Regions from separate parts of the Homo sapiens genome. Here regions 1, 2, 3, 4, 5 and 6 are each linked to region 7. The links are chromatin loops, found by intact Hi-C in ENCODE. Cell type or tissue: PC-3. All regions are shown on one strand. Region 1 has its middle 2.7 kb from the start of ARHGEF6. Region 2 has its middle 43 kb from the start of ARHGEF6. Region 3 has its middle 45 kb from the start of RBMX. Region 4 overlaps ARHGEF6 (Rac/Cdc42 guanine nucleotide exchange factor 6). Region 5 has its middle 30 kb from the start of RBMX. Region 6 has its middle 14 kb from the start of SNORD61. Region 7 overlaps ARHGEF6 (Rac/Cdc42 guanine nucleotide exchange factor 6).

What was found. A loop is a pair of places that touch in the nucleus more often than their neighbours do. Peaks named below come from ENCODE experiments on the same cell type or tissue, not always from the same donor. Only the 100,000 strongest peaks of a DNase experiment are listed, where the experiment ranks them.
Region 1: it touches region 7 in a loop (2.8-fold over the local background); 7 of 110 quality-filtered maps call a loop at or near these places.
Region 2: it touches region 7 in a loop (4-fold over the local background); 2 of 110 quality-filtered maps call a loop at or near these places.
Region 3: it touches region 7 in a loop (20-fold over the local background); 74 of 110 quality-filtered maps call a loop at or near these places.
Region 4: a loop joins it to region 7, with 2.9 times the contacts of the local background. A loop is called at or near these places in 21 of 110 quality-filtered maps.
Region 5: a loop joins it to region 7, with 6 times the contacts of the local background. A loop is called at or near these places in 74 of 110 quality-filtered maps.
Region 6: a loop joins it to region 7, with 3.0 times the contacts of the local background. A loop is called at or near these places in 7 of 110 quality-filtered maps.

What each region holds. Positions count from the first base shown.
Region 1 is chrX:136,781,596-136,785,595 of GRCh38, reverse strand. No RefSeq gene overlaps it. Among named protein-coding and RNA genes, the nearest start is that of ARHGEF6, 2.7 kb to the right of the region's middle. In PC-3, no CTCF peak of the experiment used is centred here; a DNase peak (open chromatin) is centred at 2,245; H3K27ac peaks cover 1,715 bases.
Region 2 is chrX:136,821,688-136,825,687 of GRCh38, reverse strand. No RefSeq gene overlaps it. Among named protein-coding and RNA genes, the nearest start is that of ARHGEF6, 43 kb to the right of the region's middle. In PC-3, no CTCF peak of the experiment used is centred here; a DNase peak (open chromatin) is centred at 2,307; H3K27ac peaks cover 416 bases.
Region 3 is chrX:136,923,840-136,927,839 of GRCh38, reverse strand. No RefSeq gene overlaps it. Among named protein-coding and RNA genes, the nearest start is that of RBMX, 45 kb to the right of the region's middle. RefSeq lists an enhancer at 2,483-2,622. In PC-3, a CTCF peak has its summit at 2,488 (motif pointing right); a DNase peak (open chromatin) is centred at 2,519.
Region 4 is chrX:136,765,110-136,769,109 of GRCh38, reverse strand. The region is part of intron 2 of ARHGEF6 (Rac/Cdc42 guanine nucleotide exchange factor 6); the gene reads left to right. Among named protein-coding and RNA genes, the nearest start is that of ARHGEF6, 14 kb to the left of the region's middle. RefSeq lists an enhancer at 574-683 and silencers at 1,416-1,695, 1,706-1,755, 1,613-1,781, 1,786-1,835, 1,896-2,025. In PC-3, a CTCF peak has its summit at 1,698; a DNase peak (open chromatin) is centred at 419; H3K4me3 peaks cover 2,375 bases; H3K27ac peaks cover 2,027 bases.
Region 5 is chrX:136,908,610-136,912,609 of GRCh38, reverse strand. No RefSeq gene overlaps it. Among named protein-coding and RNA genes, the nearest start is that of RBMX, 30 kb to the right of the region's middle. RefSeq lists an enhancer at 3,546-3,595. In PC-3, no CTCF peak of the experiment used is centred here; a DNase peak (open chromatin) is centred at 2,369; H3K4me3 peaks cover 2,817 bases; H3K27ac peaks cover 637 bases.
Region 6 is chrX:136,863,240-136,867,239 of GRCh38, reverse strand. No RefSeq gene overlaps it. Among named protein-coding and RNA genes, the nearest start is that of SNORD61, 14 kb to the left of the region's middle. In PC-3, no CTCF peak of the experiment used is centred here; no DNase peak of the experiment used is centred here.
Region 7 is chrX:136,708,952-136,712,951 of GRCh38, reverse strand. The region is part of intron 7 of ARHGEF6 (Rac/Cdc42 guanine nucleotide exchange factor 6); the gene reads left to right. Among named protein-coding and RNA genes, the nearest start is that of CD40LG, 63 kb to the right of the region's middle. In PC-3, a CTCF peak has its summit at 1,616 (motif pointing left); a DNase peak (open chromatin) is centred at 1,601; H3K4me3 peaks cover 555 bases; H3K27ac peaks cover 891 bases.

The sequences.
Region 1 (4,000 bases), 73 kb before region 7:
TTGGCCAGGCCTGGTGGTGCGCGCCTGTGGTCCCAGCTGCTCAGGAGGCTGGGGCAGGAGAATCGCTTGAACCTGGGAGGTGGAGGTTGCAGTGAGCCAAGATGGCGCCACTGCACTCCAGCCTGGGTGACAGAGCGAGACTCTGTCTCGAAAAAAAAAAAAAAAAAAAAAACTAATGTTGGAATTCATGACTTAGGAGACAGAGAAATTTGTGTGATAAAAAAGTACAAGGTGTAACCTTCCAAGAGGTTAGCTAAAGTGGAGAGGAAGTATACATTTAAGATAACAAGGTGTATCAGTTGGTGTCCAATCAGAACATAGACACTACATAGTATTTTTTTTTTTTTCTTGAGATGGAGTCTGGCTCTTGTCGCCCAGGCTGGAGTGCAATGGCACGATCTCAGCTCACTGCAAACTCTGACTCCCAGGTTCAAGCGATTCTCCTGCCTCAGCCTCCAGAGTAGCTGGGATTACAGATGCCCGCCACCATGCCTGGCTAATTTTTGTATTTTTATTAGAGACTGGGTTTCACCATGTTGGCCAGACTGGTCTCAAACTCCTGACCTCAGGTGATTTGCCCACCTTGGCCTCCCAAAGTACTGGGATTACAGGTGTGAACCACCGTGCCCAGCCTACTACATAGTAATTTTAACAAGAAGAGTTTAACATAAAGAATTAACAATAACAGGGGATTGGAGTGTTGAAGAATTGGTTAGTAATAAATAAAGGAAACTCTAAAAAGTATGGGATAGCAGATATAAATAGCAGACAATATAAAAATAATATGTAATGGCCGATACCTCTAGAGCTGTGATAACCCTCCTCTCCACCCACGGTCGAGATCCAGGCCTTATTGGAGAAGTTGCTCTGGTGCTGAGTTGGTGGAACTTGTTGGATGTACATTCTCTGGAACTTGCTGAAATATACCCCTCTACGGTGCTGGTTCACATGGAAGGTGTCTGTCTCATCAGAGATTCTTTGCTGCCTAAACACTCAAGGGTAGTGCCTGGGGAGGTTGCTACCTACTGTTTGTTGGGAAAACCAGTGCTGCAGAAGGTGGGCAATAGGAAAGCTGGGAGCTCAGCAGGAGCTTGTGGAGTGAGCGCACAGAAAACAGGAAGTAAAACCCCTTCTTCCTGCAATGTCTCTCCACCACTGCCTACTGATAAAACTTTGTATCATGCCAGCTGGCAAAGTCAGAAATATTTCAAGGTCCCAGGTCCATTTCACAGAATAGGCATAAAGGGGAAATGAGAGGTAATAAATTGATTACAGGTTGAGAAGTTCAAGGAACTGAGAGGTCTTGATGTTGGATTGTTGTTCTTGTGGATATTGAAATGACCCAAGTGTTGGCAGAAATTAGAGTGGTGTAGAAGGTTAGAGACCAATAAACTCATTTCTCTAAGTGTGACCTTGGTCTATCTGCATCAGAATCAAGTGGGATACTTTGATAACACAAATTCCTTTTTCCCACTGCAGATCTTCTGAACTGGAGTATCTGGGAAGAGAGCTCCCAAATATTCTTTTTTAGTAAGTGCCTTAGTAGATTTGAAATGAAAGAGAATCGGTTAGTAACATTTTAAACACACAAAACTAAATAGTAAAACAGGTACCAGTGTACCCAGCATTCAGTCTTAACAAATGTTCACATTTGCCTTATTTCCTGAAGATCTTTTGATTTTTCATGAAATGTTACCTATTTTAGCTTAAGTTCCACTCTCACCTTCCTTTCTCCTTTATGCCTCACAGGAGATGATCATATGAACATTGTTTTTTGTCAATTCCTGCTTTAGGCAATAGAGAGCCTTTGAGGGTTTTTGAACAGGGGTATTAACACTAGAGGTGTTTTTGGAAAATCAACCCAAATGTGCCCTGTTAGAGAGTTCATTAGGATGAGAGGATGGAGGTGGAAAGCCCTTGAAGAGGCAGGTTCAGTGGCCCAGAGGGTGTGGTACTGAGGATCTGAGGTAGGGTGAGAGATCTTTGCTTTTTTTTCTCATGCTCTTGTGTGAAGCCTGCTCTTTGTGTTGCTGTGACCCCCAGTCTTTGAATTCCCCCTCTTCCCCTATTCCCTCAGTTCATCAGCTCCTTTCTAGCTTCATTTGAGTCCCTAACCAGCCTGGGTTTCATGGGTACCCATTTCACCTATATGCTTGCCACTGCCCTGGAATTCCTTGCTTTGTTGACATTTTACCACACCAACTGTAACTTCCAATCTTTATACAAATAGAACTGGTTCTTTTGCCTTGAGGCAGTGGCCTTGCCATTCTGATATACTTTATTACTCATAGTAATATTTGCTATAGTGAGTGTCCAAAATGAGGCAGAGTTTTATCCAGATGACCTTGGTGAACTCAAGACTGTTTTGGAGGAGGCTGGGTTCACAAAACTTACTCAGGCTTTGTTCTTCATCAGAAGATGTAAGTGATACCTCAATAATACTGCCAGATTTTGTTTGTCTGTAGAGTAAAATTTTGATGAGCAGTTGTGAAAACTGTTCAGATGACATATAAAAATGTGTTTAAGTTCGTCAGATTTGGGAATTTTATTTATCAACAAATGTATTCTGTTTTTATTTCCATTACATAGATTTGGCCATGGGTCAACGTCAATGAAAACTTTTGATTGATTATACTTATTTTGCTTAAGTCACAAGTACATCAAGCAAACCTTGTTATAGAACTATGGACAGACACAATAACATGAATGAGTATGAAAATGATGATGTTGAGTTAAGAAGCCAGAAAAAAGATAGTACCATACTGTGTACTTCCATTTATATAAGATTCTTGAAAATGCAAACTAATCTATAGACACTGAAAATAGATTGGTGGTTGCCTGGCATTTGGAGGCAAAGAGGAAAGAAAGAATTGAAAGGGCACGAGGACAATTTTGGGGGTGATGGAAAGGCTTATCTGGATTGCATTTGTGTGATTGTATCAAAGATGTATGTATATGTCAAAATTCATTAAATCATATATATGCAGTTCCTTATGTGTCAATTACAGCTTAATAAAATGGTAAAAATCATTAACAAGAAAAAATGTTTGTTTTAAGCCATTTAAACCAACCAACAAACAAAAAATCCTTGCTATAATCAGTTACTGTCTATATCAGGGACACCATCTGAATACATTCATTTATTCATTCAGCATTTTTTAACATCTACTGTGTATACCTGGCAGTCTGCTGGTAACACAGTGTTAAATAAAAAAAAACAAGACCCCGAGTTTAGGAAGTTTACATTCTTGTGGAGGAGTCAGATCATCAGATCAACAAGTGATAATAGTAAAGTGTGACAAGTGTCCTGACAGAGCAAGAAAGGGCAGCTTTGAAAATGTTTAGTAGGGTTATCTAAGCTGATTCTTTGGTAGTAGATGCCTGAAGCTGTGTTGAAAAGAATTCTGAGGCTTAGTAGGAAAGAGCTATACATGATCTGATGTCTCCCATGCACGAGGAGAGGTAATCATGGTAAGTGCCACACATTTGCCAACATAGGGTTATACTATTAAAGTTGGCCTTATCATAAATTTCCCAATAGTATGCCTATTTCAAGTGGTTCTGAAAATGTTTGAGAATGATGAAGATCTCTTGTTATAGACAGTTTTTTTTTCAGAGCAGTATTTTAAGTGCAAAGTGTTTTTTTGTTGTTGTTGTTGTTGGGAAAATAAGAATCTTCCATATTGTAGTGTAGACAGAGGACAAGTGCTCTTTTGTTCTCAAACATTCTATTTTTTCAAGTGTATTTTACCCACTTATGTGACTGAGTCTGAGCCTTTGCTAAGGGTACTGCAGCTGGATTATGTAGTGGAACCAGGTCCAGAAAAAGAATTGCTAAAGAATGCAAGTAAACAGGATGTCAGATGTTATCCTTAGCCTATTTCCCTAAACATAGCTTTTTGGCTGCAAAGTAAAATGCCATTCTTCTAGCTTCTGCTTATACACAGTGATGGCTGACAGCAGGCATAATCTTCGTTTGCTTGGCACGTTGTCACCATGC
Region 2 (4,000 bases), 110 kb before region 7:
ATATATTATAAGTTTGGGCCACTTCTTCCACACAAAGTGGATGACCAAGTGTACCACCAAAAGCTCTGCTGACTGTCTTTCAGAGTCACCCTTGAGTGGGGTTGTAGGGCAGTAGCTACATATTTTCAGCTGGTACACAAATACTGAGCCGATCTATCAATGAGCTAAATTTGAGATTTTTCCTTCTATGCCAGCTGATCATAAGGAATACTTCCCCTTCCATGTGCCCATTGGTGTCAGTTAAGGAAGAAGCACCAGTGCATCAGTTGTGGATGACATAGGTGTCTGGACCACCTGTTTCTGTAGCTTACTTGGGTCTTTTGGCCTGCTAGCACCCAATCCTGCTGGATGTACCACTTTATCTTACAATAAATTGCTGCTGGGGCCTGCCCAACCTTATGATGGGGTGGGTCTGACAGACCCAAGCTCATGATAAGCAATACTGGGAACACGGTTACTTGATATCCAAAGGGCAAGTACTCAAAAAAAAAAAAAAAGAATCTGGGCCAGGTGCGGTGGCTCACGCCTGCAACCCCAGCACTTTGGGAGGCTGAGGTGGGTGTATCACCTGAGGTCAGGAGTTCGAGAACAGCCTGGCCAACATGGCAAAACCCCGTCTCTACTAAAAATACAAAAATTAGCTGGGTGTGGTGGCCCATGCCTGTAATCCCAGCTACTGGGGAGGCTGAAGCAGGAGAATCACTGGAACCCGGGAGGCGGAGGTTGCAGTGAGCTGAGATCGCACCATTGCACTTCAGCCTGGGTGACAGAGTGAGACTCAGGTTCAAAAAAAAAAAAAAGTCTGAAGAGCAAGTGCTCAATCTCTACCAGGGCCCAGGAGCATACCAGGAGCTCCTTTCAAATGGTATATAGCTTTCTGCTTCTAGATGGCATGGCCTTGCTCCAGAACCTTAAGGGTCTGCACCGCACGGTTCCTATTTGGGCTTCTTAGGGAGTCCACATTTTTCTTCTACCACAGATACGTCTCATATCAAGGAATCTTTTGGAGCGTATAACCCAAGTGGTGCGATTGCATTTACTGCAGCTTGGACTTGCTACAGAGGCCTTTCTTGTCCAGGGCTCCACTCACAACTAGTAGCCTTCTATGTCACTCAATAAATGGGTTATTACAGTACTTCTAAGTGTAGAACATATTGCTTCCCTACCCAGAGTCCCACCTTTGGACTCTTTCTTAAAGGTGGGAGGTTAAAGGTGCAATAATTTGTCCATCACTTTGGAGTGAATGTCCCAGCATTCCCTAGACCCTAGACCACTGGATCCCTAAAAACTTCACTCATGTAGCTCATCCCTGAATCTTTGCAGTGTTTATCTTTTACTTTCTAGAATGTACATCTTATTAGGACACCCAGGGTACTTCTGCTTCTTGCTCATCAGGTCCGGTTAACATGATACCATCAATAGAGTGGACTGATATGATGTTCTATAAAGTATTTAGTTGCTTCAGGTCCCGTTAAGTTATAAGAGAGAGCAGGAAAAATAACAGCCTTGGGGTAAGACTGGGAATATATACTTCTGTCTGTTCATGTGAATAGAACCAGTTTCTGATTTTCCTTCCTGACACGTATGAAAGAAATGTATTGGTCCAAATCAATAGCCATATACCATCTACCAGAGGTGTGTTAATTTGCTTTAGTTAAGATACTACATCAAGTTCAGTAGATACAATTGGGACTATTATGTTTACTGGGCAGGTGGCAGACTGATATATATATATATATATTTTTGAGACAGAGTCTTGCTCTGTTGCCCAGGCTGGAGTGCAGCGGTGTGATCTTGGCTCACTGCAACCTCCACCTCCCGAGTTCAAGTGATTCTCCTGCCTCAGCCTCCTGACTAGCTGGAACTACAGGCATGCACCACCATGCCTGGCTAATTTTTGTATTTTTAGTAGAGGCAGGATTTCATTATGTTGGCCAGACTGGTTTCAAACTCCTGGCCTCAAGTGATTGGCCCACCTTGGGCTCCCAAAATGCTGGGATTACAGGTGTGAGCCACCGTGCCCGGCCCCCAGACTGATTAATTAAAGAAAGATATGACGAGGACCATGCCTCCTGCATTATTTAATATTTTGAGGGTGACACTAATCTTTGCTATTTCTCCCTTCCCCCAGATGTAATATTGGTTTTTATTTACTGTTTTGGCCATTGAAAGGTTTTTCTTTGGGGGTGGTGGTGACTTTCAGGGGCTTTCATAGGCCTTTTCCTATTACAGTAGCTCTCACTCTATAGAGCAAAGAACTGAGGTAAGGATTCTGCTAACTGCTAATGTATTCATTCCGATGATTCATTTGGGAGTCATGGAGATGACTGTTGGACTCATTGTGAGACAAACCTGGGCCAATATCCCAATTATTTCCTGACCCCCATAAGCCTCTCCCTAACAAGTGGGCCACAGTAACACTTTGGCTCCTGGGTATCAGTGTCTATTTATTTCCTGGGTCCAGTAGACTTGAGAGAGTCTCTGTATTCCCCTTTCCCCAGCTATCTGAGTAAATGGTCATAGACACTTTTGGAGAAGGCCTGGAGAATGCTACTAAATATACTTACCATGTTGTTATAGGGCCCTTTCTCATGGGAACCTGACCTCTTTTTCATTTTATGGGCTTGGGGTCTGAGAACTAGCTTAGGTCTGGAAGTTAGAAAAGGAGCTGTGACTTTCCATTGGGGCAACTGACTTCAGACTTCTGCTTATCTATATATTTATATATAGTAATACCCTTGCTGGCTGTTTTTCTGAATTGCCCCTAGGAACACAATGTTCTATGGGCCATCTCATTAAATCCCTGTGAGTCAGGAGGCATCCCTTGGTGTCATTCCAACCTTGCTGCCTATACTTATAACCAATTCACTTTTGACGGTTAAGTGTTGTCACCTAGTTTCCCCTATTTCAGAATCCTATCACCTCTATTAGCACTAGGGAGCCCAGTTCTGTATGAGCATCTCCTATCATCAGCCCTGGTTTACAGAGGACAGCTACTACTATGGAGCTTTTCTTTTTTTTTTTCTTTTTTTCTTCTTTTTGTAGAGATGGGATCTCCCTATGTTTCCCAGGCTGGTCTTGAACTCCTGGGCTCAAAGGATCCACCCATCTTGGCCTCTCAAAATGCTGGGATTAAAGCATGAGTCACCATGCCCAGCTGACCATGAAGCTTTTATTTATTTATTTATTATTTATTTATTTATTTATGACGGCGTCTCACTGTTGGCCAGGCTGGAGTGCAGTGGTGCAATCTCAGCTCCCTGCAACCTCTGCCTCCCAGATTCAAGTGATTCTCGTGCCTCAGCCTCACAAGTAGCTGGGACTATAGGCATGTGCCACCATGCCCGGCTAATTTTTGTATTTGTTGTAGAGACAGGGTTTCACCATGTTGGCCAGGCTGGTCTCGAACTCCTGACTTCAAATAATCTGCCCTCCTTGGCCTTCCAAAGTGCTGGGATTACAGGCGTGAGCCACCACGCCCAGCTGAAGCTTTTCAATAATGCTGGTGTCCCTTCACTATCACATTCCTTATTGTTTTGGTAAGTGAACTATACTCTGGGCCCCTCCAATGAACATAGTCAACTGGTCGGTCTTCTTCTCTCATGTAATAAATCCATCCTAACATGTTCACTTCTCTAAGCTTTTTGATCTATTCCTCTATAGTCTACCACTAAGTTCTAGTATTGCTGCTTCATTTAGTGTGGACCACTGCTTTATTCTACCTTCCTAAAACCATTTCAAAACTGGCCTCTGGGGTACTTGCCAGTGTGCTGAATCCTGTGTCACAGGAGAGTACCTCCATATTAACACACTTTTCTCTATTCAGTTTTGTAATCTGTCCTGTAGATCCAGCATCCTCAGATATACTCTTCCAGTTTTTGCTGGTAAACGTAAGCCAAGTTCTGCAGCTCCTTTTGTGTATATAATGACTCTCTCTTTGTGTATAATTCCTCTCCTCCCTCAGCAGATCAAGCACTTCTCCCGTTATCCCATGTTGAAA
Region 3 (4,000 bases), 210 kb before region 7:
GCACCTGTAGTCTCAGCTACTCAGGAGGCTGAGGCAGGAGAATCGCTTGAACCTAGGAGGTGGAGGTTGCAGTGAGCCAGGATGGCACCACTGCACTCCAGCCCAGGCGACAGAGCAAGACTCTGTCTCAAAAAAAAACAAAAGCAGAAAATAAGAAACAGGTGAAGAGAGAATTTACAGACTGGATGATAGGCCAGGAAAACATAACACAAAGAAAAAAAAGGAAAACATAGAAGAGAAGTTATATATGGGGCAGAAAATAAGGAGCATTTAACATAGCTTTAAATGGAGTCTCAAAAGGAAAGAAGAAAATATCTGGCAATGGCTGAGAATTCCAGAACTGATAGAAGACAGTAATAAAGGAAACCCAAGGAATTACAAACAGGATTAAAAGCAAAAAAGAAAACAAATCCATAACTAAACACATAATGAAACTGCATGAGACCATCTAAAGAAAGAGGTTCCTAAAAAGTGTGGATATAGGCTGGGCACAATGACTCACACCTGTAATCCCAGCACTTTGAGAGGCCAAGGCAGGTGGATTATCTGAGGTCAGGAGTTTGAAACCAGCCTGGCCAACATGGTGAAACCCCATCTCTACTAAAAATACAAAATTAGCTGGGCATGGTGGCGCATGCCTGTAATCCCAGCTACTTGAGAGGCTGAGGCAGGAGAATCACTTGAATCCAGAGGTGGAGGTTGCAGTGAGCCAAGATTGTGCCACTGCACTCCAGCCTGGGCAACAAAGCGAGACTCTGTCAAAAAATAATAGTAAAATTAAAAAATAAATAAAAAGTGTAGACATAGGCTGAGTGTGGTGGCTCACGCCTGTAATCCCAGCACTTTGGGAGGCCGAGGCGGGTGGATCAAAAGGTCAGGAGTTCGAGACCAGCCTGACCAATATGGTGAAACCTCGTTTCTACTAAAAAAACAAAAATTAGCCAGGTGTGATGGCGCATGCCTGTAATTCCAGCTACTTGGGAGGCTGAGGCAGGAGAATTGCTTGTACACAGGAGGCAGAGGTTGCAGTGAGCCAAGATCATGGCATTGCACTCCAACCTAGGTGACAGAGCAAGACTCGGTCTCAAAAACAAACAAACAATATGTTGTACACAAGAGACATATCTAAAACAAAGAGATTCTGAAAACTTAAAAATAGAAGGATAAGCAAAGTTATACCAAGCAAATGCATACAAAAAGAAAGCAAGGCCGGACACGGTGGCTCACGCCTATAATCCCAACACTTTGGGAGGCAGAGGCAGGCAGATCACCTGAGGTCAAGAGTTCAAGACCAACCTGACCAACGTGGACAAACCCGTCTCTACTAAAAATACAAAATAAGCCAAGCATGGTGGCACATGTCTGTAATTCCAGCTACTCAAGAGGCTGATGCCGGAGAATCGCTTGAACCCAGGAGGTGGAGGTTGCGGTGAGCCAAGATTGCGCCACTGCACTCCAGCCTGGGCAACAAGAGTGAAACTCTGTCTCAAAAAAAAAAAAAAAAAAAAAAGGTGGCCTGATTCAGTCATTCCACAATGCAAGCATATATCAAAACAGCATGTTGTACACCGTAAATATAAACACTTTGTCAACTTTAAAAGTAAAAATTAAAATTAAAAATAAAACAGGCCGGGAACAGTAGTTCACGCCAGTAATCCCAGCACTTTGGGAGGCCAAGGCAGGTGGATGACCTGAGGTCGGGAGCTCGAGATCAGCCTGGCCAACATGGCGAAACCCCATCTCTACCAAAAATACAAAAATTAGCCATGCATGGTGGCAGGTGCCTGTAGTCCCAGCTACTCTGGAGGCAGAGTCAGGAGAATCACTTGAACCTGGGAGGCAGAGGTTGCAGTGAGCTGAGATTGTGCCAATGCACTCCAGCCTGGGCGACAAGAGCGAAATTCCATCTCAATAAATAAATAAATAAATAAATAAAAATATGTTTCTTAAAAAAGAAAATAAGGAGGTGGGACTTCCTTCTTGGCCCAAGACATGGTAGAATAACAAAGACCAGATTTACCCTCCTACTTACACAACTTTAAAAATGAGTAAAATATGTAAAGCAACAGTTTCCAAACATTGGACAAGAAATATAAGAGTGATCACCTAGGGAAGGGGAACAAATAAGATAAGCCCTACTATTGCCTCCAGCTTACTTCCTAGATAAAATTTCCAGGCTGTGACACAGGGAAAAGGTATCCATGCACAGCCCTGCAGTCTCCTAGGGTTGAGAAAACAAAGTTCAAAGTCCAGGGAGGCCAAAGGCACTAGAATTCATGGAGCAGAGGACCAGAGAGAACAGAGCTGCACACAGATAAGTTTCTGGAAATATGTAGAGTTTTCCTTATCTGGTCCGTACATGCGTGTAAGGTGTGTCTGTTATTGATATATTGCCTCTCAGCTCCAAATTCATGAGTTTTGCCCCCCATGAAAATAATTCAGACCCTTTAAATAGTTTACCTCTACAAACTGGCACTAAAGCAGGTTTGTCAGTAGAGGGCGCTGGAGAGACATCGCAAGGGAAAGGGTTTATTTCCTGGTTGATCTTGGCTCACTCCACAGGCTTCTGTTTTCTTTCAGCATGCTGCAGCCCCTAATGAATGAATGAACCCAGGTATCACAACAAAAAAGAGAGACAAAAAAAATCATGTGCCTCCTGATGAAAGAACACAACTGCCACCTCACCTTCTCAAAGAAGCCAAACCTGAATCTGATCAAGCCACTGGATCCAGCTGCCAATTTGCAGGAAATATAGGACACAGGAACATGCACAATGGATTGGATTGAATGATACAGGGATGGACAGATATGTGATAAATCAAATAGAGCAAAATGGTAATTGCAGAATATAAATGTTGGATAGATGAGTGTCCACTATATAATTCTATTTTTTTTTTTTTTTTTTTTGAGACAGGGTATCACTCTATCACCCAGACTGGGGTGCAGTTGTGCTATCACAGCTCACTGTAGCCTCAGCCTCCTGGGCTCAAGCGATCCTCCCACCTCAGCCTCCTGAGTAGCTGGGACTACGGATGCATGCCACCATGCACCAATTTTTAAAAACTTTTTGGAGAGATGGGGTCTTGCAATATTGCCCTGGCTGATCTCCAACTCCTGGGCACAAACGATCCTCCCACCTTAGCCTCCCAAAGTGCTGCGATTATAGGCGTGAGCCACTGCGCCTGGCCCACCCAAGTTTTCTGTTTGAAAATGCTCATAGTAAAATGTTGACAAAAGACATATAAAAAGTCAAGTTTAAACTATACTGTGGCTAGGCGTGGTGGCTCACACCTGTATTCCCAGCACTTTGAGAGGCCAAGGTGGGCAGATCATCTGAGGTCAGGAGTTCAAGAGCAGCCTGGCCAACCTGGTAAAACTCCATCTCTACTAAAAATATGAAAATCAGCCAGGCACGGTGGTGTGCGCCTGTAATCCCAGCTATTTGGGAGTCTGAGGCAGGAGAATCACTTGAACCCAGAAGGTGGAAGTTGCATGAACCGAGATCGCGCCACTGCACTCCAGCCTGGGCAACAGAGCAAGACTCCATCTCAAATATAAAAATAAAATATAGTGTCTAGGGAAGTATATTTAGGTGGTGAAACTACAAAAGAAACTCAAGGAAGTGATTAGTATAAAAGTTACAATAGTGGTTACTTTGGGAGAAAGCAGCATGTTGTAAATGGGCAGGGACACATGGAATCCTTCTGAGGTACCTGGCCAAATTCTATTCTTGGCCCTGTTGTGGTTTACGAAGGTGTCCCCCTTGTAATTATTCATTAAATGCTATTTCTGTTCTCTGTGGCTTTCTGTCTGTATTTTACAACAAAAGGGTTGTTTTTTTAAAAGTCCGTATCCTTTGACCCAGCAACCACTTTAGGATAATTATTAATTACTAATTACCCTAAAGTAATTATCAGTAGAGAATCGTTTAAGCCCAGGAGTTGGAGACCAGCCTGAACAACGTTGTAAGACCCCACCTCTACAAAGTCCGTATCCTTTG
Region 4 (4,000 bases), 56 kb before region 7:
AGATATTTTATTCTGGAAGGATTTCACTGAATGTATATGAGATTCAATTAGTACTTATTTCACTTTCTTTCTTCCTCCTTCCCTCTCTTCCTCCTCTCTTTCCCCCTCTCTTACTCTCTCTCCCTCTCTTTCTCCCCCTCTCTCTTTCTTTCTTTCCAGTACCAGCTGGTAGCAGTATGTTTTTTTCTCTGCCCCCACCCCCTCATTCCCTCCTGTCTCCCTGAGTCACTCCATCTGCCTTGTCACCGGAACAGCAGGGGTGCCCTCCCCAAAGTGAGGCTTGTGGGATGGACGATTTGCCATTTCCCAGGGGCTGCTCTGCAGGGAAGCAGTTCTGAAAGTAAGGCAGCTCTACTAATGATCATGAGTCAAGACTAAATATCTAGCAGCGCGGTGCCTCCTGGGAGGAGTTAGGCACAAGGCCCGGCCTAACCACTACAATTACCAGTAGTTGTAACGGGTATCAGCAGATCTTGCTTCAAGCCCTGACCCTGCCACTTGTGTGAAGTCAGGATCTCCTTTCCCAGGCCTCAGTTGAGTCATCTGTAAAATGAGGAGACTAGAGTAGGGGTTGGGTAATGTCTAATGGTTGTAATGTCTGTTTTTAACTTGCCCATTTCCATCAGTTTCCGCTAGGCAAAGCTTTGCATATTTAGCTGCTCAGTTGGAACTAGTAGGAAGACCAAAGAGGATTTTGGCAAGTTCTTTTCTTCTGTTGTGCAAATCTGACATGCTTAATGGAATTTCCAAGAGTTACATTAAATGTCACCCATGAGTCTGGCTATCCTAATGTTTTACAGATTGCATCGTATTTCTGTAAAAATTAGACATTGAATAAGATTTTAAATATTTCCCATCTATCATGAACATTTTCGTTCTCTCTCAAAGAGACTATTTGATTTGGGGCCTGTTATCAGAGAGGCCGGGAAGGGCATCTAGGATAGTTGGAGGAAGGGTGGTATGTGAAGGGCCTCTGGAGAGCCAACGCTTCTCGGGTGTCTCAGCGGCTCACCATAGAGTTTGGGGGTTCTGAGTTGCATCTGGGGGTGAGGGAGGAAGCAGGCCACCAGAAAGGGCTAGTCCATGAGTCCGGGAATCCCGCCCGAAGCTCTGGCAGTGACCCGCAACATGCCAGGCACCGGCAGCCCTCGGGTAGGGGCTGAAGCGGGCGGCAGCAGCATGCGCAGTGTGGCCGCCGCGGGTACACCGCGGCTTTTGCTGCTGCCACAGCTACCAGGGCTGCTGCTGCTGCTGCTGCTGCTGCTGCTGCTCTGCCTGCGCCGCTGTCACTTCCAGTTCCTACTTCTGCGATCCAGGTCCGGGTCACTGCTTACCCGCTGCTGGCCCAGTGCCTCCAGGCCGCTTTCCCTCCGCTGCTCGGCTCCGGCTGCGGGCAGGAGGGGACCGGCGCGGGTAGCTGAGCGTGGTCTGGAGAAGCTTCGCGGGCTGGCTCCCCCGGCAGTCGCTCCCCTCCACTCGCCACCCCGCGCACCCTCGCCCGGCTCGCAGCCAGCGCACCCAGCGGGGCGCGCCTCCGGCACCCCCAGTTCGGCCCCGCGATCCTCCGCCCGCCGAGCGGCACGGCTATGGCAACAAGAACTTGAGGACAAGACTCTGACTTCCCTTTAGATTAAAAAACAATCCCTGGGCTGGAGAGGTTGCGGGCGCGGCACAGAGTTTGGAGACGGGCGCCCCCTCCTCGCCCGCGTCCAGGCGCAAAGTTGCAGCCGCCCCTCCCCGCTGGGGCGAGCCTAGCCCAGCTCTCCAGTTTCGCCCTGGTGGCGGCCGCGCTCAGGGCAGGGTCCCAGCTCCGGCTGGGTTGATCTGTTCCCGCAGCCTTGGCACAGGCTTGCCCGCCCGCTCGCCGGCCCCGTGACTCGGGAGGGCGAACGGCTTCCAGGAGGCGGCGGCGGCGCGGCTGGAGTGAGGGAGCAGCTGGAGGACAGGCGGGCAGCGGCCGAGCCAGGTGACCTGCCTGGGGGCAAAAGGGTCAGGGGAAGGGGAGCGCGCGAGGGCCCGGGGGTGGGTGCCGAAGGACCCCCTTTGGAGAGGAACCGCCCTTCTTCCCCACTGCCGTGGCTCGCAGCCCCAGCTGCGGGGTCCGTTCTCTGCCAGGGCCTCACAGTTCGCTGAGATCCAGGGTGCCGGGAAGGGGGAGATGAGGGCCAAGGACGCAGAGCGAGGACGCGCCAAACTTAGGGGCGAGTTGTCCAGCTCTGGCCGCAAGGTTTGCATCCGACTGGATTCTTTCCTTCCCCCAGAACCAGAGCAGGAGTCAACAGTACCATTTTTAATACTACTGTGATGCCCTCCCAACCCCGAGCATCCATACATTTGGAGATGTTTTCTGCATTAAGTACAGAGATCTGTCGCAGGAATGGTTTGTAGATGGAAAAGACCTGTATTCTACAAGGTGTTCCAAAGTGCCTGTAGTTAATTACAAGTTTTCATTTTCCAGTCATTTAGGAACCCAACAGGTATTTGAGCTATTTCGTTTCTTAGCTCTGCAGCGGAGAGCCCTCAAGTTTATCTCTGCCTCTTCAAAGGTCTTATATTTTCATTTTTGATTTGTTATTGTTTTTGGATAGAGGGGTAACTCACATGATATTTTTCCCTTTTCTTAATGTGTAGTGGGAGTAAAAATACAGTAAATGAATATATTTTCCTCTGCAATTATGTATATTTTGGTCAATAAAAACTTTGCATAACCCCCCCCCAAAAAAAACCTCACAAAATAGGATAAATTTCAGTTTATGCTCTGTAAAGTATTAATAATTTTAAAGGCAAGATTCAAAGGTTCAAACTGTTTTTTTTTAAACTTATATTTGCCTGGAAAACTCATAGTGTCCTTGGACTTCCTATCTTAATTTTGACATTGACCATGGTAAGAGGATCTCTGATGACATCATTTGCTCCAGCCACAGTCTGGAATTCTGTGACTGAGAGCACCTCTCTCCAAAATGTAAGGCCTGGGCCTGCCCTTGTGCTTCAGCTGAGGCATTTCCAAGGATTTCTCTTCAGCAAAGTATTATGCTACATGCCAGGCAATGCTGCAGTCCCTTCTTACATAATAAGCCAGCTTCAGGCTGGTGTACTCTTTGGGTGTGCTTAGAGCAGTTAAAACAAGGGAGTGTTCTGTCTTAGTCTGGGTGCTGTGCAGATGATTGGAGTTTTGAACAAAGTAAATTTCCAGCTACTATTCTCATATTGCATTTCTTTGGTGCTTAATTTTTTGAATGCCTTCTAGTTATCTGAAACTCCCCGTGCCCTTGTAAAGGATGTAGGAGAGATGGCATTACTTTCACTTGACAAAGAAACAGAAAAGTTTAGTTAATCGAAGTCATACAGCTTATCACTGGTAGGATCAAAACTCTAACCTGGACCTCCTGCTTTCAGCCTAGGTTTTTTCTTTGTTCGTTTATTTTTACTAAAATGTGACATTTTATACAAAAGTGTTTTATGTGGCACATTTTATGGATGGTATGTCTTCCAAGCTACTAATTTTTTCTATTCTTTTTGCCTACTCACATCTCAGCCTTGTCTTTGCTTGTGCAGGGCTGGCGCTGTTCTTAGGGGTAAGGACAGGAGGAGAGTTTTTCAAAGGATGGTCTGTGGTTTCTATTTACCTACAGTCTGCCTCTTCTCTACTCACATTCAGGGAGAGCAGGTGCTGAATAGAGTGAGTAGCCAGGGCCCAGAAATTTCTGATATTCATTTGACATCATTAGTCCAAGTATAACATTACTTCAATCTTTACAAAGAAACTCATTCAGGAGAGGAAATTGAAGAGTATGAGTTTTGTTCTTTTATAGCAATCTGTTTATCACTGTGCTTAGGACCGTAGATGCAAAGGAGGAAAAGGAGTTGAGTATCTACCATTTCTCAGGCACCTCCTATGTTCCAGGCACTATGCTAGGTGCTTTAAATCTATTATCATATTTAGCCCTTGCAACACTCCTGGGAGGTAGGTGGCATTGTACTCATTATACCCTGGTGGAAA
Region 5 (4,000 bases), 200 kb before region 7:
TACTTCAGGTCAGGAATTTGAGACCAGACTGGCCCCGTCTCTACTAAAACTACAAAAATTAGCTGGGCGTGGTCCCAGCTACACAGAAGGCTGAGGCAGGGCCAGGTGAGGTGGCTCACACCTGTAATCCTAGCATTTTGGGAGGCCAAGGTGGGCGGATCACATGAGGTCAGGAGTTCGAAACCAGCCTGGCCAACATGTTGGAACCATGTAGAAAGATGGAACCATGTAGTAGAGATGGAACCCCATCTCTACTAAAAATACAAAAAAAAATTAGCCGGGCATGGTGGCGGATGCCTGTAATCCCAGCTACTTGGGAGACTGAGGCAGAAGAATTGCTTGAACTCGAGATCACACCACTGCACTCCAGCGTGGGCAACAGAGCAAGACTCCATCTCAAAAAAAAAAAGAAGAAGAAGAAGAAGGCTGAGGCAGAAGAATCGCTTGAGCTCAGGAGGTGGAGGCTGCAGTGAGCCAAGATGGTGCCACTGCACTCCAGCCTGGGGGACAGAGCAAGCCTCTGCCAAAAAAAATTTGAAAAGGTGCAAAAGCAATTTCACGGAGGAAGGATAGATAGTCTTTTCAAGAAACCATGCTAAAGAAATTAGATATCTATAGGCAAAAAAAAAAGTTAATCTCAACCTTTCACATCTTCCAACAACAAAAAACCCAAAATGTATCACAGACTTAAATGTGTGAACCCCAAATACCGGAAACAGGTCTCATTCAGTATAGAAAGTTTATGTTGCCAGGTGCAGTGGTTCACACCTGCAATCCTAGCACTTTGGGAGGCCGAGGTGGGTGGATTACCTAAGGTCAGGAGTTCGACCAGCCTAGCCAGCATGGTGAAACCCCATCTCTACTAAAAATACAACAACAACAAAAAAAAATTAGCTGGGCGTGGTGACGGGTGCCTATAATCCCAGCTACTCGGGAGCCTGAGGCAGGAAAATCACTTGAACCCAGGAGGTGGAGGTTGCAGTGAGCCGAAATCGTGCCACTGCACTCCAGCCTGGGAGACAGAGTGAGACTTCATCTCAAAAAAAAGAAAGAAGGAAGGAAAGAAAGGAAGGGAGGAAGGGAGGGAGGGAAAAAGAAAGGAAGGAAAGGGAAGGAAAGAGAAAGAAAGAGAAAGCAAGAAAAGAAAGAAAGAAAAGAAAGAAAGAGAAAGGAAGGAAGAGAAAGAAAGAGAAAGAAAAAGAGAGAGAGAGGGAGGGAGGGAGGAAGGAAGGAAAGAAGAGGGGAAGCCGAAGGGGAAAGGGAAAGGAAAGGAAAGGTTCCAGATGTTACTAATCATGTTTCTTTGTTAGGGAGCCTGCTGAAATAAAGAATAAAGAGCAAGGAGTAGATATAAACAGTCAGAGAAAAGGCAAATAAAAAATATAAAAAGGATGCTATTTCTTACATGTGTTTGGCAAGAGGTTTGCTCAAAACACTGCTATCAATATTTCTCACAGGGAAAGGCAAGCTCCAGGTTTGAAAAGTAAACATGCTGCACCTAGAACTAGCCTTTAAAAACTCCTAGAACCTTAAAGTTGGCTAAGTCTATAGTCAGATGGCACCAGCACCATTCTCAACTTTGTGTGCATTTGTGATGCCTTCTACCAGAATACCCCCCTACACCCTAGATTAGGCAACTAGAGATCAGAACATAAGTCTTATTTATTAATACTTTTTGAATTGATTACTTGCAAGAAAAATTCCTTTTGAGTCAGCTTACAATGAAAACAACGAGGCTACTAAGGAAGGGAGCCAAGAAATTACTGGTGGTTGAGGGACACGCTGAAGAGGAATTGTGCCAGGAATCCCTGGCTAAAGAAAAGTAATAATGATGACAGTTACCATTTATTGAAAGCTTACTATGTGCAAGGTGCCGTCGTAAGTGCTTTTCATGTACTATCTCATTTTATTCTCACAAATCTCTAGAAGTAAATAACACTATGTTTGCAGAGAAAGGACCCAGGAGACCCAAGTGGATTAACAAGAATTAGGGGGGTAAGAGTGTGAGACCATATGAGTGAGGGGTAACACAGCATGGTGGGGATGTATTTAAGAAAGACCACAATGAGTGTATGTGTCCAGAATGGAAGATTGTGTAAGAACACGAGGGAAAGGGTGGAGGGAAGGGAAGGGTTACAGATGCTGAGAGGGAACCGAAGGCGTTGGGGAGGAGGGGAGGAGTTAGTTGAGGCAGGAGAGAAGCCAAAAGGGAGGTGGAGGAGCAGCCAATAGGGAGGGAAGTGGGAAGGACTTAGAGGAAGGAGGAGGAGCAGTAAAAAGGAAAACAGAAGAGCAGAGGGGAAGAGACTAGAAAAAGCAGCAGTGAGGAGGAAGGTAAAGGAGAAGAGAGGGAGGGGTAGGGAGAGGAGCCGAGAGGGAGGGGAAAGAGAAGGAGATGGGAGAGGGCGTAGCATCCAGGAGAAAGGAGGAGGGGGAGGAGCCGAGAGAGCACTGGCAGAACAAAAAGAGACTGGGTAAGGAGTCGATAAGGGGGGGAAGGGGAGGAGCCAAGATAAGAAGGTGGGGCCGAAACAGTAGGCGTTGGAGCCGAGAGGGAGAAGGAAGAAGACGAGATGAGAGGGAAGGGAGGGAGCAGAAAAAGAAGAGGAAGGGGAGGAACTGTGAGGAAGGAGGAGATACTGAGAGGGCGGGAAAGATCCGCGAAGTGGGAGACTCCGAGATTGAAAGCCCCTGAGACATACCCACAGGGAAGGCAATGGCATTCCGGGTCCAAGTCCATGAGCTCTCGGCCCTGGTCGTCCCCTATCGGCCCTATACCCCTACCCGAAGCCTTCCCCTCACATCTCTCTCACTCCCTCCAATCCTCACCTGACAAAATGCGATTTCTCGCTCCGCCTGGCAGAAGTTGACCGCGGCTAACCTGGGAAGGTAGAAAGCCGTGCAGCGGGCGGCCCTGAAGCCTCAGGAGCAGCCCCAGCCTCAGCAGCCACCTCAGCCCGGAGAGGGCGGGCCACTGGCGCTCGAGGTTGGTTCCCACGCGGAAACCACGAGTACTCATTTCGGGAGCCGGCTCAGGCACTCGGGAACACACACATGAAATCGGCACCCGTGGAGGAAATAAGCGGAAATGACAAGAGCCTCGGACAGGGAACAGCCGAGGCCGGCTAGTGGCACTATAACTCCCAGGACGGCCACTTAGTCGGGATAGAACATGGTTCGCAACCCGGTTGCTAGGGCGCCAGTAGGCGGGCATCGTGAGCTGTCGCGGTGCGCATGCGTGGGGATCCCCGCCGAGCCGAGCCGCCCCGCCCCGCCCCGCCATCCCCAGACTTCCCCGCCTCGCCCTTTCCCGTGGCTCTGGCGGTGCCTTGCGCTCTGCCTCGCTTGCAGCCACGCTAGGCCCTGCACAGGTTGGGGGGGGCGAAGGGAGGCTGTCCTAGAAGTTTCATCATAGCAGGGGCTCGCCTCCTCCCGAGGTTGCCTTTCTTAGTCCCAAACTAGCAGTGTTACCGCCCCTGCCATCTTCATTTCTGGCTGCAGGAATTAGGGGGTGTGGCATTCTAGGGCCGCACGGTCCAGTGCGGTGCCTATGAGGCACTTAAAATGCAGCTTTTCCGAGTTTGATGTTCTGTAAGTGTAAAATGCACTCCAGCTACCAAAGACAAAAAGAAAGTAAAACATTTCGACCTGCGCGGTGGCTCAGGCCTGTAACCCCAGTACTTTGGGAGGCCGAGGTGGGTGGATCACCAGAGGTCAGGAGTTCGAGCCCAGCCTGACCAATATGGTGAAACCCCGTCTCTACTAAAAATACAAAAATTAGCGGGCGTAGTGGCGTGCGCCTGTAGTCCCAGCTACTCGGGAGGCTGAGACAGAAGAATTGCTTGAACCTGGGAGGTGGAGGTTGCAGTGAGCCGAGATCACACCACTGCACTCCAGTCTGGGCACCAGAGCGAGACTCCGTCAAAAAAAAAAAAAAAAAGCGTGAGGGGGGCCGGGCGCGGTGGCTCACTCCTGTAATCCCAGCACTTTGGGAGGCCCA
Region 6 (4,000 bases), 150 kb before region 7:
GGAATTCATGAAGTGACAGGGTAGATAATACAGTAAATCTTAACATTGTTGAAGATTTCTTGAAGGGTTCTTGGAAACTTTTATAATGAAACCAGCTTTACCGTAGGCTAATTGACAAAAAATTTAAGTTCCTGCAACATATTTGTAGTTAAAAGTGTCAAACTTTTTTTGAGACATTGTACTCTGTTGCCCAGGCTGGAGTGTAGTGCTATTATGACTCACTGCAGCCTTGACCTCCTGGACTCAAGCAATCCTCCCACCTCAGCCTCCCAAGTAGCTGGGACTACAGGCGTGTGCTAGCATGCCTGGCGTTTTTTTTTTTTTTTTTTTTTTAAAGAGACGGCGGGGGTCTCCCTTTGTTGCCCAGGCTGGGCTTGAATTTCGCAATCCTTCCTCCGCCTCCCAAAGTTCTGAGATTACAGGTGTGAGCCACTGCGCCTGGTGCCAAATAAAAGCCAAAACACATCTAATACTAAACATTGAAATAAACGTGAGCTGTGCATACGTTTAAGAAAAGTTGAAAAGCTATATAGTTCTTTACCCAGTTACTTAAGAAGAGTTGAAAAGCTATCTAGTTATTTACCCAGTTATTTCAGTTCAGAGTCTCAGGAAACTAGAACCTGTCTAGCCAGCTCAAGGCCAAGGTGGGAACCGATCTTGGCCAGGAGACCATCCCATTGCAGGACATGCTCACACCCACATTCACTCAGATCGGAACCATTCAGACTTGCAAGTTTACCTTTGGGATATGGGAGGAAACAGGAGTACCCAGAGAGAAAGCCAATGCAGACACGGGAAGGATGTGTTAACTCCGCACAGTGGTCCCAGCCAGGAGTTGATTTTTTTTTTTTCCTCAACAAAATGATGTTCACTAAAATGACGTTTTTAAAAGATCTGCTGTATGTTTAATTTTTAAGAAACTACCAGAGTTTTCCCAGAGTGGTTGTACCATTTTATGCCCTCAGTAGCAATTTTTTTTTTTTTTTTTTTTGAGACGGCCTCTCTGTCGCCTAGGCTGGAGTGCAGTGGCATGATCTTGGCTCACTGCAACCTCTGCCTCCTGGGTTCAAACGATTCTCCTGCCTCAGTCTCCCAAGTAGCTGGGATTACAGGCACCCACCACCACACCCAGCTAATTTTTGTATTTTTAGTAGAGACGAGGTTTCGCCATGTTGGCCAGGTTGGTCTCAAACTGACAGGTGATACACCCTCCTTGGCCTCCCAAGTGCTAGGATTACAGGCATGAGCCACCGTGCCCGGCCTCATTAGCAATTTATGAGAATTCTGGTTCCTCCACAACATCCTTAACAACATGTGCTGCTATTGATCAGTTTCATTTTAACCATTCTGGTGGGTGGGGTAGTATTGATTTTAATTCACATTTCCCTGATGACTAATGATGCTGAGCACTTTTTTAAAAAGGCTTTATTTGGGGATAATTTTAAATTCTCAGAAGTTGCAAAGTAGAGAGTTCTCATACGCATTACCCAATTTCCCCTAATTTTAATATCTTACATTATTATGGTATTTGTCAACTAAGAGATTAACATTGGTATATTACCATTAACTAAACTCCAGACTAGGTTGGGTGTGATGTCTCATGTTTGTCATCCCAGCATTTTGGGACGCCAAGGTAGACCACTTGAGCCCAGGTGACCAGCCTGGAGAACATAGCAAGACCCACCTCTACAAAAGAATACAAAAATTAGCTGGGTGTGGTGTCAGGAGGCTGAGATGGGAGGATGGCCTGAGCATAGGAAGTTGAGGCTGCAGTGAGCCGTGATGGCACCACTGCACTCCAGCTTGGGTGACAGTGAGACCATGTCTCAAAAAAGACTTTAGATTTCACATATTTTCTACTGTCTTCTCTCCATTGCAGGATCTACTCCAGTATCTCACATTGCACTTCATACTGGGAGTTTTGTGTTTTTTTTTTCTGAAACGGGGTCTCGCTCTGTCACCCAGGCTGGAGTGCAGTGGCGCAATCTCGGCTCACTGCAAACTTCACCTCCTGGGTTCAAGCAGTTCTGCTGCAGCCTCCCGAGTAGCTGGGATTACAGGCGTCCACCACTATGCTGGACTAATTTAATTTAATTACTTTATTTATTTAGAGACTGAGTCTCGCTCTGTCGCCTAGGCTGGAGTGCAGTGGCACGATCTCCGCTCACTGCAAGCTCCGCCTCCTGGGTTCACGCCGTTCTCCTGCCTCAGCCTCCTGAGTAGCTGGGACTACAGGCGCCCGCCACAACGCTCGGCTAATTTTTTGTATTTTTAGTAGAGATGGGGTTTCACCATGTTAGCCAGGATGGTCTTGATCTCCTGACCTTGTGATCCACCCACCTTGGCCTCCCAAAGTGCTGGGATTATAGGCGTGAGCCCCCGTGCCCAGTCCATATGCCGGGCTAATTTTTGTATTTTTGCTTTTTTTTTTTTTTTTTTTTTTTTTGAGATGGAGTCTTGTTCTGTCGTCCAGGCTGGAGTGCAGTGGCATGCTGTCAGCTCACTGCAACCTCTGCCTCCTGGGTTCAAGGGATTCTCCTGTCTCAGCCTACTGAGTAGCTGGGATTACAGGTATGCGCCACCACGCTCAGCTAATTTTTGTATTTTTAGTAGAGATGGGGTTTCACCATGTTGGTCAGCATGGCCTTGAACTCCTGACCTTGTGATCCACCCACCTCGGCCTCCCAAAGTGCTGGGATTACAGGCGTGAGCCACCTCGCCCGGCAATTTTTGTATTTTTAGTAGAGATGGGATTTCGCCATGTTGGCCAGGCTGATGGGCAGTTTCTCACGTGCTTAATTAGCCGTGTGTATAACTACTTTCACAAAGTGTCTAAGACTTTTGTCTGTCTTAAAAATTGGGTTGCCTGCTTTTTAAATGTTACAGAATTTATTTATTTGTTCTGGATACAAATTGTCAGATATGTTACGAATATCTTCTCCCAGTCTGCCTTGCCTATTTTTTATTTTTTTCAATGAGCAAATGAAATCTAATTTAACAAAAATGGTTCTTGGTTTCTGTGACCTAACAAAATTGCCTACTGCCTGGTCATAAATATTTTTTCCTGTCTTCTAGAAGTTTTGTAAGTTTTTTTGTGACTGGGTCTCAAAACCTCATGACAAGGTTTCACCATGTTGCTCAGGCTGGCCTTCAACTCCTGAGCTCAAGGGATCCACGTGCCTAGGCCTCCCAAAGTGCTAAGATTACATACATGAGACACCATGCCTGGACAAGTTTTGTGGTTTTAACTTTTATATTATGTCTGTAATCCATTTTGAATTTTTTTGGGTATGAGGTAGGTGTTGAAATTGATTTTTTCAAATACAGATAGGCCTTTGAGCATCTTTTTTTGAAAAGACTAGCCTCCAGTACTTCAGTATCTTAATAGGAAACATACATACCTGGGTCCGTTACTGTACTTAAAAAAATTGATCGGTAATGTCTATGTCTATCCTTACCTTGATTACTGTAGGGTGTTTTTTTTTTTTAGACACAGTTTTGCTCTTGTCACCCCAGGCTGGAGTGCAATGGCATGATCTCGGCTCACTGCAACCTCCATCTCCCTGATTCAAGTGATTCTCCTGCCTCAGCCTCCCGAGTAGCTGGGATTACAGGCACCCACCACCACGCCTGGCTACTTTTTGTATTTTTAGTAGAGATGGAGTTTCATCATGTTGGCCAGGCTGGTCTCAAACTCCTGACCTCAGGTGATCCACCAGCCTTGGCTTCCTAAAGTACTGGGATTACAGGCGTGAGCCACTGTGCCTGGCCTGATTACTGTAGTTTTATAGTAAGCTCTCTAAGGATACTAATTTTTTAAAGTCCTAAAGTTTTCTTCCTGCAGAGTGGATTTTTTTCCTTTGAAGTTACTATTGCTGTTTTTTTCTACTTCAAACTTCTTACTAGGGGCTTTCCTCAAATAATTGGAAAGTTTTGGCTCTGTGTTCATGATTATAAGAAGAGAGGGGATTAACATGTTTGTAATCTCTGAGGGCTTTTT
Region 7 (4,000 bases):
TCAGAAAGCACATAAACTGGAAATTCTCATGCTCACTCTGACCTTTGTTTGCCAGGGCAGAACTTCTTTCCCATGCTCTGAGAATGGAAAGAGTATGGCATTTTGTGAATGCTTGTAAGAGCTATTCAAGCCATTATTTCACCCAGGCAAATGTGAATGATAAAGAGATGCTAAAGTGTTTTTAAAGACAAAATGTTCAAACCTTACTCTGGTCTTAGAAATCTGAAGTGATTGTGTAAAGCCTGAATTGAAAGAATTGAAAGCTTTAGTTTTCATGAAAGAAAAGTAGTGACCATTTTTTTTTTATCCTTGTAGGCACAGCATATTTAACAAATAGTGGTGAACTGCATTTATTTGTTTTTATTTTAATTAATTAAATTTCACTAGAGATCATGATCATATAGAAAATTTACCAGTCAGCCCATATAATGCAGAAAAAACCCCTCTCTTTTTACCTTGGAAAGAGTTTACTATTGCTAAACAGTTGTCTAAACTATCAGCTTCAAACTTAAATAAGTTAATATATTTGAGAAATTTGGCCGGGTGTGATGGCTGAAAAGCCTGTAATCCCAGCACTTTGGGAGGCTGAGGCGGGCAGATCGCTTGAGGTCAGGAGTCCAAGACCAGCCTGGCCAACATGGTGAAACCTTGTTTCTACTAAAAATACAAAAGCAAATTAGCCGGGCGTGGTAGTGCAAGCCTGTAATCCCAACTACTTGGGAGGCTGAGGCAGGAGAATCGCTTGAGCCTGGGAGGCGGAGGCTGCAGTGAGCCAAAATCACATCACTGCATTCCAGCTTGGGAGACAGAGCAAGACTCCATGTGAAAACAAACAAACAAACAACAACAACAACAACAAAACCAAGCAAACAAAAGAAAAAGAAAAGAAAAAATATTGTGAGAAAAATTCTCCCCTTTTCCAAATTATACTTGTTTAGTTATAATGCCTTTGTTCTTGCTAAATTTCCCACTTGTTTATTCTCCTGGCACTATGGAAATCTACTTCAGTATGAAAAAATTTTCTATTCCTGTGTTGTAAGAGTTTAAACATGATCAACAACAAAGTGTTTTTTGGGCCAGGTGCAGTGGCTGGCTGGGCACGTTGGCTGACGCCTGTAATCCCAGCACTGTGGGAGGCCGAGGCGGGTGGATCACTTGAGGCCAGGAGTTCAAGACCAATCTGGGCAACATGGCGAAACCCCATCTCTACTAAAAATACAAATTAGCTCGGCTTGGTGGTGCGCACCTGTAGTCCCAGCTACTTAAGAGGCTGAGGCAGGAGAATCGCTTGAACTCGGTAGGCGGAGGTTGCAGTGCGCCAAGTTCATGCCACTGTACTCCAGCCTGGGGGACAGAGTGAGACTCCATCTCAAAAAAACAAAACAAAACAAAACAAAAAACAAAGTATTTTTTGTTATTATCATGTGAAATATGAAGTGTTCTGTGAATCATATTTCTTAGAGCTGAAGTAAATCTGTAAATCATTGGGTCTAGTATCCTGGGAGAAATGACTATCTCTATTAAATAGAGAAGAAGCTGAAGTCCAGACAGGTTTACTGCCTTGCCCATCCCACAGCCAGTACATGGCCAGGCTGGAGCCACTGTGCCCCCTGCTGCCAAGTGAAACATGCTTTCTGTTTTCTGGAAGTGACAGGCAGAGGAGATGGAAACTGAAGTGGTAACTCTGGGAGGGGAGACGGTAAGATTTTAAATGAAGGAGAGGGACTGATTAGTGATCAAGAAACAATAAGAGGATTTAATGAGTTCTTTTCCTTTGGCTAAATACTCAGTAGTGAGATTGCTGGATGGAATGGTAGATCTACTTTTAGCTTTGAGAAAACTCTGTAGTGCTTTCCAAAGAGGCTGTACTAATGTTAGTACTAATGTACTAACATTCCCACCAGCAGTGTGTAAGTGTTCCCTTTTCACCACATCCACACCAACATCTATTATTTTTTACTTTTTAATAATGGCCATTCTGGCTGGGCGGAGGTGGTATCTCATGGTTTTAATTTGCATTTCTCTGATGATTAGTGATACTGAGCATTTCTTCATATGTTGGTTGGCCATTTGTAAGTCTTCTTTTAAGAAGTGTGTGTTCATGTCATTTGCCTGCTTTTTGATGGGATTATTTGTTTTTTTTTCTTACTGGTTTGTTTGAGTTCCTTGGAAAAGAGTCAGGGCCAAGGAGGTGAGAGACCTGAGTCAGACCTGTACTGTTCCTAAATGAATTCAGAATGCAGTGATAGTAAGTTTCCATTACTTCTCACTATCTTGTCGGCCCCAAAGTGATTTGAGCAAACCAGACTGACTATTATCTGATCGTGAAGGGGCCAGATAAGCCCCCAGTCAAGTTCAGGTAAGGCCCCAACTTAAGTTCTCACTGCTCTGAGAGAGCAACAACCAGGGAAGTTGGTTGGCTAAAGGTTTCACTTTAGAATAGGGGTTTTCCAGCTTGTGATTCAGGATGGCATTACAGCAGAGGAACTGGCAGTTTTTTATTCTCTCAGAGTTACTGGTAATGTTTGTTTTGGTCTTCTTCCCTTTCTTTCTTAGTCAGCAAAAAAATATTCTCTTGGGAATACTCCCCTGGTATTCTATATATATATATATATATATATGTATAATATATAATATATATATTATATAGCATATACAATACACTCCACCCCCAGGCTGGAGTGCAGTGGTGAGATCTCGGCTCACTGCAACCTCTGCTTCCCAGGTTCAAGCGATTCTCCTGCCTCAGCCTCCTGAGTAGCTGAGACTACAGGCATGTGCCACCACGCATGGCAATTTTGTATTTTTAGTAGCGATGGGATTTCGCCATGTTGGCCAGGCTGGTCTTGAACTGCTGACCTCAAGTGATCTGCCTGCCTTAGCCTCCCAAAGTGCTGGGATTTCAGGCGTGAGCCACCACACCCGGCCTAGTGTTACTATACACTTAAGGAGAAGAACATGTGGCAGACATGGGCTTTTTTATTTTTTGACAGAGTCTTACTCCATCACCCAGCCTGGAGTGCAGTGGCACGATCTCAGCTCACTGCAACTTCCGCCTCCCAGGTTCAAGCAATTCTTCTGCCTCAGCCTCCCGAGTAGCTGGAATTACAGGCGACTGCCACCACACTCGGCTAATTCTTTGTATTTTTAGTACAGACGGGGTTTCACCATGTCGGCCAGGCTGGTTTTGAACTCCTGGGTTCAAGTGATCCACCCGCCTCGGCCTCCCAGAGTGCTGGGATTACAGGCATGAACCACCACGCCCAGCCCAACCTTGGCTTTTTAAACAAATCTTCAGAAACGTTTTCTCCCAAAAAGTGGTTAAGAGCATGGACTCTGCAGCTAGAATGTTTTGGTTCAATTTCTGTCTTTGGCATTTCCTGGCTTTGTACCTTTGGATGATTTGCTTAACCTCTCTATGCCTGGGTTTCCCCACCTGTAAAATGGAAACAGCACTGGCATAATACCTACCTTAAAGAGTTATTGTAAGGTTAAAATAAGGTTTTAATTGTAAAATGCTTGTGTAAGTGTTCAGTGCTCTATGAGTGTTGACTCTTGTTATTATTATCACTTACTGTTTGGTAGGGGAGGAATGGATAAGAACATTCTTCATACAGAGGCCCTGGATAAAGTGGTTCAGTTTGCCTTTATTTGACTTCACTCTACTCCAGAAACAAACAAATCAATACTATTTTTTTCCTCCTACTTCATCTCATAAAGATTTCCTTTAATTGATGTATGAGCATTTTAGTTTAGGAGAAAGTTGATTTTGCTATTTTTTCTTGTGTATTATATGAGCATATATAATATCTTTCAATTACTGTTCCAGTTCATCCAGAGGAAGGTACTCAAGAGTTTTTTACACTTATTCACAGCTATGATGTATTTTTATCTATTTGTATACTTCAGTATTAAGCACTTGTTTTAATTTACCTGTTGCTTTATAAAATACCTAATTGTCCCTTACGACCACTCCATTTCTTTAGGATCATTATTCTTA